Regions from separate parts of the Homo sapiens genome. Here region 2 is linked to region 1. Evidence: chromatin loops called from intact Hi-C (ENCODE). Cell type or tissue: Caco-2. All regions are shown on one strand. Each heading gives the region's core, and the rest is flanking DNA. Links, peaks and the distances in the headings are about the cores only. Region 1 has its middle 60 kb from the start of MIR4454. Region 2 has its middle 250 kb from the start of MIR4454.

What was found. Hi-C counts contacts between places; a loop is a spot of excess contacts. Peaks named below come from ENCODE experiments on the same cell type or tissue, not always from the same donor. Only the 100,000 strongest peaks of a DNase experiment are listed, where the experiment ranks them.
Region 2: it touches region 1 in a loop (2.5-fold over the local background); 1 of 110 quality-filtered maps calls a loop at or near these places.

The regions. Positions count from the first base shown.
Region 1 is chr4:163,031,469-163,035,876 of GRCh38, forward strand. No RefSeq gene overlaps it. Among named protein-coding and RNA genes, the nearest start is that of MIR4454, 60 kb to the right of the region's middle. In Caco-2, for the core only: no CTCF peak of the experiment used is centred there; a DNase peak (open chromatin) is centred at 1,603.
Region 2 is chr4:162,842,590-162,846,997 of GRCh38, forward strand. No RefSeq gene overlaps it. Among named protein-coding and RNA genes, the nearest start is that of MIR4454, 250 kb to the right of the region's middle. In Caco-2, for the core only: no CTCF peak of the experiment used is centred there; no DNase peak of the experiment used is centred there.

The DNA of each region.
Region 1 (4,408 bases), core at 101-4,100:
ATACTTCTATCTCCTTAACATCTAATGTCAATGACCATTTCTTTCTGTCTTCGCAACCACTGTAGTATTTCAGGATCTTGTCATCCCTCACAAAACTATAATAATAATATGTTGTATTTAAAGGAATCTGCTATATGAGATTGACCTCAAAATCTCAGTGGCTTGACACAACAGAAATTTACTTTTCACCCACAAAATGTCCAAATAGTTTTTGTAATGTCACAGGTGGTTCTCCTTCAAATAATGACTGAACAACCCAGGCAACATCCATCTAGCGGTTCTATCATATCACATATTGCTTCCTACAAGTAAAGAACGTGCAGAATTACATGTTGATGGGTTTTGTGCAGCAGGCCTGGACATAACACATTTCACTTCTATCTACTTCCCTTTGGCTGGAACTCATTTATATGGTTTTATCCACCTTAAAAAGAGGCTAGAATATAATCTAGTGTGTGTTTGAGAGAAAGAGAAAATGGGTTTGGTGAACATCTAACAGTCTCTGTTTCAATGTTTTAGCTGATCTTTTTGCTAGCAGGAATGGCCACCGACATCAGAATAATCTATCTAAGGCACAAATTCAATCTATTGCCTTGCATAAAACCTTTCCATTACTTTGCAATGATTGAAAATAAAACCAAAGTTTTTCACAAGATGGACAAATGATTTCATGTGAAGACAACCTATTCTTCAGTCACACTGTGTTACTTTCAGTTCCATGAAAATAACACAGTCTCTCGCCTGTTCTGTTGCCATAGCCAGCCCTGTACTATTGTTCCTTCATTGACTGCTTACTTATCTTTAAAGCTTAATTCAAGCAGCCGCTTGTCTATGAATTTCTTCATTTCTGTTTTAGCAGTCATTTAGAAGTGCCCAGTCTTCCTTTTATTCCATTTATTGTGCACATTCATTTTGCCATGTCAACTACAACACTCTACATACTTACAACCTCTCCTTTCCTAGTACTATTTTATTAACTAGAAATAAGTACAGGGTAGGCATTAATACATAAGATTATTATTTATCAATCCAGCAATAAGGAATACAACCAAGCTGATACTATAATATTGTAGTGACAAAATTCAGCTAATCTTCTAGATGGAACCAACTGACAGAAACCTTCAGAAGACCACATGTAATCCACAATTTTACCAGGCTATTCAGAAAGGGATAGGCTACTTGACTTTCTAGATTCTTACTCCTTATTCATGAAAGTTTGGAAAGGGTGGTACAATAATTCTAGTCATTTCACATAAATTGAACTCTTTCATCAGTGAAAATCATTGACATGTGTTGATCCTAATCCCCAGTGTGACGGTATCAGTTGGTAAGACCTTTTGGCAGTGATAAGTTTGAGATCAGTGTAAGAGTTAAAGAAAGAGGAAAGAAAAACGAAACGCGGCTTAACAGTCAAATACTTTTAGAGACAAAACCCAAGAGGGGCTTCTGATTGATTTCAGTCAGGAGGGCTTTCTTTTACAGACTAAGAGTACATATTGGTTTTAGGGTGAGGGAGCTTATTACAAGCTTGGAATGTTTCTGTGTGGGGGAGAAGTTTTATGGCGGGGTTGGAATGTCTCTGGGCAGAGTGGAGGTTATCTTGGGGATGACATCTTTCTGGCCAGATGGGGGTTATCTCAGGGCTAGCATGTCTCTGGTCCAGGAGGAGTTTGGAGTGTTTATGGTTGGAGCTGTTACATGTGGTTTATGGTCATACTGACCTTAGCCATTAGGCTGATGCCCTTTGGATTTAGGCGGTATTTGATTAAGGTGATTTTTAAAATGACAGTGCTTGTCCAAGATGGTGATACTCCTGCTCTGTCAATCAGTGCCCTTATAAGAGCCTGAAAATACCAGAGTTCCCTGCTTCTGCCAAGTGAGGACACGGCAAAACAGCCGTCTATGAATCAGGAGCAGGTCCTCATCAGACATCAAATCTGTTGGTGCTTCAGTCTTAGACTTCCCAACCTCTAGAACTGTGAGAAATAAATTTCAGTTGTTTGTAAGCCACCCAGTCCATGGTATTTTTTATAGCATCCCCAAATGGACTAAGACAATTTTCTTAAGTATTTACTGTGCTAATTAACAACCAACTAGGGTTAATTACAGGTAGTTACATTAAAGCCTTTGGAGTGAGATCTTCTGACTAGTGTTCAAAGGCTATCAAACCACCCCTAGATTGTCTCTGATTAGGACACCTTAGATAATCCAAATGTCAACTAACTTCCCCTAAGGTAAGGCCTAAGAAGAGTTTTCTTCAAGAATGTGAACCAAAATTTTGGTTATAAGAAAATATATCAGTAAATATTTATACTGCTAAAATAACCAAGCAGTAGCAAAGATTATCTAAAAAAAATTCAGAGAGGGATTCCAGGTTTTGCTTTGCCCAGTCATGATGTGAACACATTCAGCCTAGTTAGCTATCTCACTGAAAGCATCAGTGAAACCTCACATGCTGACCTAAAAAACATAAGATCATTTTAAAACTGTTTTTAGTTCTTAATGATTCTTTCCATGTTTTGGTAAAGAGCAATAGGTTTGCAAAGTCACTTTTGCAACTTGGATTAAATGAGGAAATACACAATTATGGGTGCCTTAATATTCTTTCAATGAGGATTCCATTCTGATTTTTTATTTCCCATAAACATAAAATGTACCAACAATAGAGACAGAACACCACTTTTCTGATAAACCTTCTTTTCCTTATATGAAAGAATGTCTTCTGGCCAGGAGCAGCGGCTCAGATCTGTAATCCAAGCACTTTGGGAGGCCGAGGTAGGCAGATTGTTTGAGCACAGGAGTCCGAGACCAGCCTGGGAAACATGGTGAAATCCCATCTCTATAAAAATATGAAAATTAGCCAGGCGTGGTGGTGCATGCCTGTAGTCCTAGCAACTCAGGAGGCTAAGGTGGGAGGATCACTTGAATCCAGGGTGTTGAGGCTGCAGTAAGCCATGATCACACCAGTGCACTCCAACCTGCGCAACAGAGTGAGACCCTGTCTCAAAAAAGAGAAGAGAGGGGAGGGGAGGGGAGGGGAAAGGGTGGGAAGGGGAAACAAAGAGAAAAGAAAAGAAGAGAAAGAAAAAAAAGAAAAGAGAAAAGAAAGAAAAGAAAAGAAATTCTTCTGCTTCCAGTTGTTAGGATGTGAAAACACAATAATAAGAGAAACCTGGACAAAATAAGAACCATACTTTTCTATGGAGCTAATGAAAAGCAACAAACACCAAAAAACACTTAAAGAATAACATTCTAGAAAGAAGTAAGATTTTCCAGAGATGAGTAGAGAGCCACAGCAGTTCCCATGCCTCTACGCAGCTGCCTCCTCTGAGTACAAACAGAATAGCAGAGCTATCATAGATGAAGCATCCAGGGAATGAAGGAAGCAGCCTTGCCTCAGATGACAGTGTGAGCTGCAGAAACAGACCAAATCTACAAGACCCCTAAATGCAAAATCAAATTGTTTGACCTGACAATTTCAAACTCTAACCCTCCCTTTCAATTTTGTCATATATATGGCAATAAAAAGGGGCAGGTAGCATAATCCTCTACATTCTTATTATGATTGGATTTGACAGCCTGTCAAAGTTGAGAAAAAATTAATCACATAATATTTGACAGTGCAGCCCAACTTTCAAAATGCAGCCAAGATCAAAAGTGCAATGGTACAGAACAGCGGGGCTTGGGCTAAACATAAAGCACTGAGAAATTCCATCTAGTCAAATGGAGGACTATCCTTCAGGACTAATGCCCAAACTATGGATTTAGCCCTTTTCCCTTCCTATCCTGTCATGGGGCCTATTGTAAAGAGTCATGCAATGAAATAACACTGAGATATTAAAGACTTGTGATCAACTAATGCGTTAAGTCTCTGAAGTGCGTTTGCCATAATATCACATCCTGGAAAAATAAACTCTAGTTATTAAACTGAAGACACTACTGCAGGACTGAAAGGGAGATTGATGTGAATGAAGGGATGGAGATAATTTCTTTAAATACCCCAGAAATCCCATTATATAGGCTCACACAGAAGTCTGAACAAGGAACAAAAGTTGGGGAACACAGGTAGTTGGTTTTCAACTTGTTATAAGAAAGAACTTTCTAGTAACATCAAAACCAAATTAATGATAAGAACTATCATTTAATGCATGCTACTATGTGCCTATTACATTCTGTATATAATTTCATTAAATCTTCATAATGACCCTTTGTAAATTGCCTCACATCACCCCTGAAATCCAAAGCCAGACAGTCTGATGCTGGAAGCACTGTTTTGGTAACCATGTCATACTCTCTATACCTCTAATAAATACGATTAGTCAGCAGTAGGACCAGATGCTTCATGAAACTGTATTATTAAATGTCACTCAAGTTAATCAATCAGTTCTCTATACCTGCCATGTACAAA
Region 2 (4,408 bases), core at 253-4,252, 190 kb before region 1:
TCCCTGAATAGAGTGTGCTTTACTATGCTTTCAAAAGTACCATTAAATGATTTTTTGACAGATCCTTCCCCTTTCCTTCAACTGCAAGGAGGTCACGATGATTGCTGTGTTATCTATGTGCCTTTGTGTGGGAAAATTCAGAGAATGTGTGACTGTAAGAATGCCTGACTGTAAGTGCATATGTGTATAGAGGTTTATGTCTGTGAGATCTATATATACATATATATCTCCATATATTATATATAATATATATACACACATATGAATAGGAAAACCTTTAGAGAAATGTGAAGTGCATGAATACATTTTAATAGGTTTTCCGAACTAAAATAGAGTATACTTTAGCTCTCATTTATATATAAGTACTTTTTAATTAAGTCGTATAATGCTTCTAAAAATAATTCTTTATTTTTATTTTGTTGTTAATGTCAAACTCTTTTTCTACCTCCTGAATTTCACTTCATTTCTTCTAGTTACAAAATATCCCCTGCAGATCTGCGTTTTTCTCATGAAATTAAATACTTTTATGTGCTCCAGAATTTACAAATTATTAGTTATAAAACTGAGAAAACAAGCAAAAGAACAAGACATAGTACATAAACAACTTCCCCTCTAAAAAGTGTCACGATTGAACAAACTACGAAGTATAATTTGTTAAATAAGGTATTTAGATCTTAGTGTCACTGTACAAAGAGATTTACCTAATATTTTACTTGAACAAACTATCGGAATGTTTCTCAGAATTCCCAAACCATATTTACATAGGGTCAGTATTCATCAATTGCTTGTTGAGTCTGTGAAGAAGGAGGAGTAAAAAAGAAAAAGAAAAAAATTGTTTGTTGCATTTTATTGCAAGCATAGAATAAATAATAAGCACAAACACACGTAATTGAAGTAACAGCACTTCACATAGAAAATAAAAGCATACTCTGGCATTGTAACCTAATACAACTCTTTGGGTTGCATCCTTAGAAATATTATTTGGGATTCACTGATACTCCTCTACTTTAAGAGTTAAAGATCTGTCTTAGAATATTTTCTAAGAAATTATTAACATTTGGGAACCTTGAGATCAGTTATTGTATAGCCTTCATCAGTGCTGAAATCTTTTCTCGATTGAAATCTTACCCAGAATCGTAAACAAACACAAATCTGTTCTATCTGAAGTGGTATAGGGGGCCTGGAATACTGTCAAATACACACTGCATCACCCTTTCCACATCAGTCACCAATAAGACAGATCTTCTAAAGGATCAAAAAGCAAAACAAAGACAAACAAAACCCTCCGGATTTAGTAAAGCTCTGTTTGAAAATCCATTGAGCTAGGACAGCCTCCCGATGGTACTGTGGTTTCACAAATGGAGATGTGAAATCCAGAGAATACAAGTCTAAAGCCACAACCAATTAATGTCAACATAGGGATTACAGGCCCAGTTTTTGTATTCCTATCTCAGTCCTTTTTAATTTAATTTAAATCTTATTTAAATTTCAATTCTCTATGTGTATATATTATATGGATGTTCATTTATTTATAAATATAGTTAACAAATATTACCCACTAAGAATAAGTATCTCTTCTTGATTTTGTTGTACTTGCTGCAATAAAGAACTTACTTTACACAGTAATAAAGTGCATTGAGTTAAAAGGTAAATTCAGTAGGCCGGGCACAGTGGCTCACGCCCGTAATCCCAGCACTTTGGGAGGCCAAGGCAGGTGGATCACCCGAGTCCGGGAGTTTGAGACCAGCCTGACCAACAGGGAGAAACCATGTCTCTACTAAAAATACAAAATTAGCCGGGAGTGGTGGCGCATGCCTGTAATCCCACCCACTAAGGAAGGCTGAGGCAGGAGAATCGCTTGAACCCGGGAGGCAGAGTTTGTGGTGAGCCAAGATCACGCCATTGCACTCCAGCCTGGGCAACAAGAGCAAAACTCTGTGTCAAAAAAAAAAAAAAAAAAAAGATACATTCAGTAGTAAAACTAATCATTATGTTGTTACCTGCCTTTCCCGTTTCTCCCCTTCCCTTTCTGGTCCTTGCTTGATACTAAATCTTCTGGAATAACTCCCAACTTCTGGGACAGCTCCACAATTTCTATATAAGACAGTCATCAGGTTGGCAGGCTTTATGAAACTGGTGGTGCGAATGGCCAAGAAAGTGTTTTATTTAGATTTTAGTTCTATTATAGAATGCTTGGAGAGAAGACTGATGAAGACTATGGGGGTAGTGGACTTTAGCAATTCGACTCTTGAATCCTCTAATCTTTAATCATGCTACAACAATTGCTACTCTTCACGGAAATTCTCTCTCCCAATTTCAATTTTTATTATATTCCCAATTCTACATAGTTTAGCCCTAATCCTTGGCTACTTGACTCTAACATGCCTTTCTTTCAATCCTTTACACTATGTGACAAGGCGCCCTTTCCTATAAAACTAAGGTAATCAATATATTCAGTTGTTTACATACCTACTTTATTTACCTCTTCAGCTTTACTGAAACTTCTTCCCATTGACATTACTTCCTTTTAGAACTCTCTGAAGGGAAACATTTACATTTTTAATTTTTGTTTTTTTACTTTTTTGCTGCTCCTTGTAGAGCAGGGCTAACCCACAGGCAGTGTGCCCAGAGCCAGTCCATTTATCATTTGTTCTACATATTTCAACAACAGAAAACAAAATAATTCTAGATCAGATTTTCCATTGTGAGATATAGGAATTACTCATGTATACTTTAATATATATATAATTTAAATAATTATTTTAACAAAAACAATAATGCCCTCCCCAGCTCAAGAAACAGAACATTGCCAGAAACTCCCCATACGTCTCTCCTGATTCATACCTACAGGCAGCCACTATCCCTAAAACCAAGGAAACTAACATTCTTGAACCATTTCAAGTTGCATTCATGGATTGAGAATCTTTGAACCATATGTGTGATCATTTGAGCTGGAAATCAAGGAGAGAACTGTCTCATGGTTACATCTCAGTGATTTTTTACTTTAACACTCCCCTTAGCACTCCAGGTTTTCTCTTTCAATGAATAACTAAGGAGCTCTTTGATGCTTTTTTCCTCTAAGGTCTTACCCAGATTTTTTGGTTCCTTTTTGTGGAAAAGTTGATGTAAATAACCTAGCCAACTGTATTTCAAGAAGGGTAAACCGTTATTGATCTATCCATCACTGACTTTTGATGACATCTACTCCGCACACTTATATTCTGTCATAGTTGTTAGTTAGGGTCTTCATGGAAGGGTAGGGATATCTGTAATTCTAATGAGAGTAGAAAATTTTAACAATCACAAAATATGTGATATTGATTGAGTGAAAAGATTGCTAAGCTGTGTGGGAAAAAATAATGAAGTAAGGAGTCTAAATTTGTTTTGGAACCTAATAAGTAAGGAGGTTTTTCTCCAGCAATACTGGCAACTCATAATTGATGCTTGAAATTCGAAGGCATAGTTTACCCCAAGCAGATGACTGACAAGTCAGTTACATTAGAAAAACATAAGATTAAGAAATGAAAATATCACTCCTGCATAGGTCTATGTTAGTAAGTCAGGAAAACGAAATCAAAAAGACACTGACAGACTATGAATAGGAGAGATTCAAAAGCCAAACATCAAAGAGAAAATTTAATAGTAACAAGTATTTGAAAAATACTGAAGGAAAAGAAAGATGTTTAAAGTTTATAATCCTGTAGAAAATGTAGATTCATATTTAACAGAAAACAAAAAGGCATTGTGACTAAATAAAGAAATAGATAAAGATTATTGCAGTAGGAAGGCTGAAGTTCTATAAAGACAATTTGTTTTTAATGATAGCATTAAAAATTATGATTATAACTAAAAAGTTATAATCAAAAATTAATATTTTGATAAAATTTCAGATGTCTTATGTACTATATGCTCAATTTAAAAAATTGTTTTGGCAGAATGTTGCTTTGTACTATTCAAGCATTTTAATCCTGAACCAAAATATAGATTTATTCATCTTCACTGTAGGAATATATAGTAGACACAGCATTATGCAGGTACCTTTATCATATAGGTATTCTCAAGAATTCCTCAAAGGCTAATTGTATTCTGTCAGTATTTTCCAAAATGAGGCAAATATATATGAAATGTATACCTCATGTATAAAAAGGTAGGCTATTAACACTGGTATATGGATAGGACTTATACAAATTTTAATTTTTATTGATTTAATGTGTATTAAAAAAGACTGGTACCTCAAATCTGTAATTCCATTGCTTACGTTAAGTCTACATGCATTTAAGTAGAAATATTGAATCTATATAAATAAAAAATATTAAGTAAACAATATTACAGTTCAAATGCAGGTACGCAATAATCATGAAAGCAGTAACTGACTAAATTAAGTTTGAAAAATATTGAATTATATCAG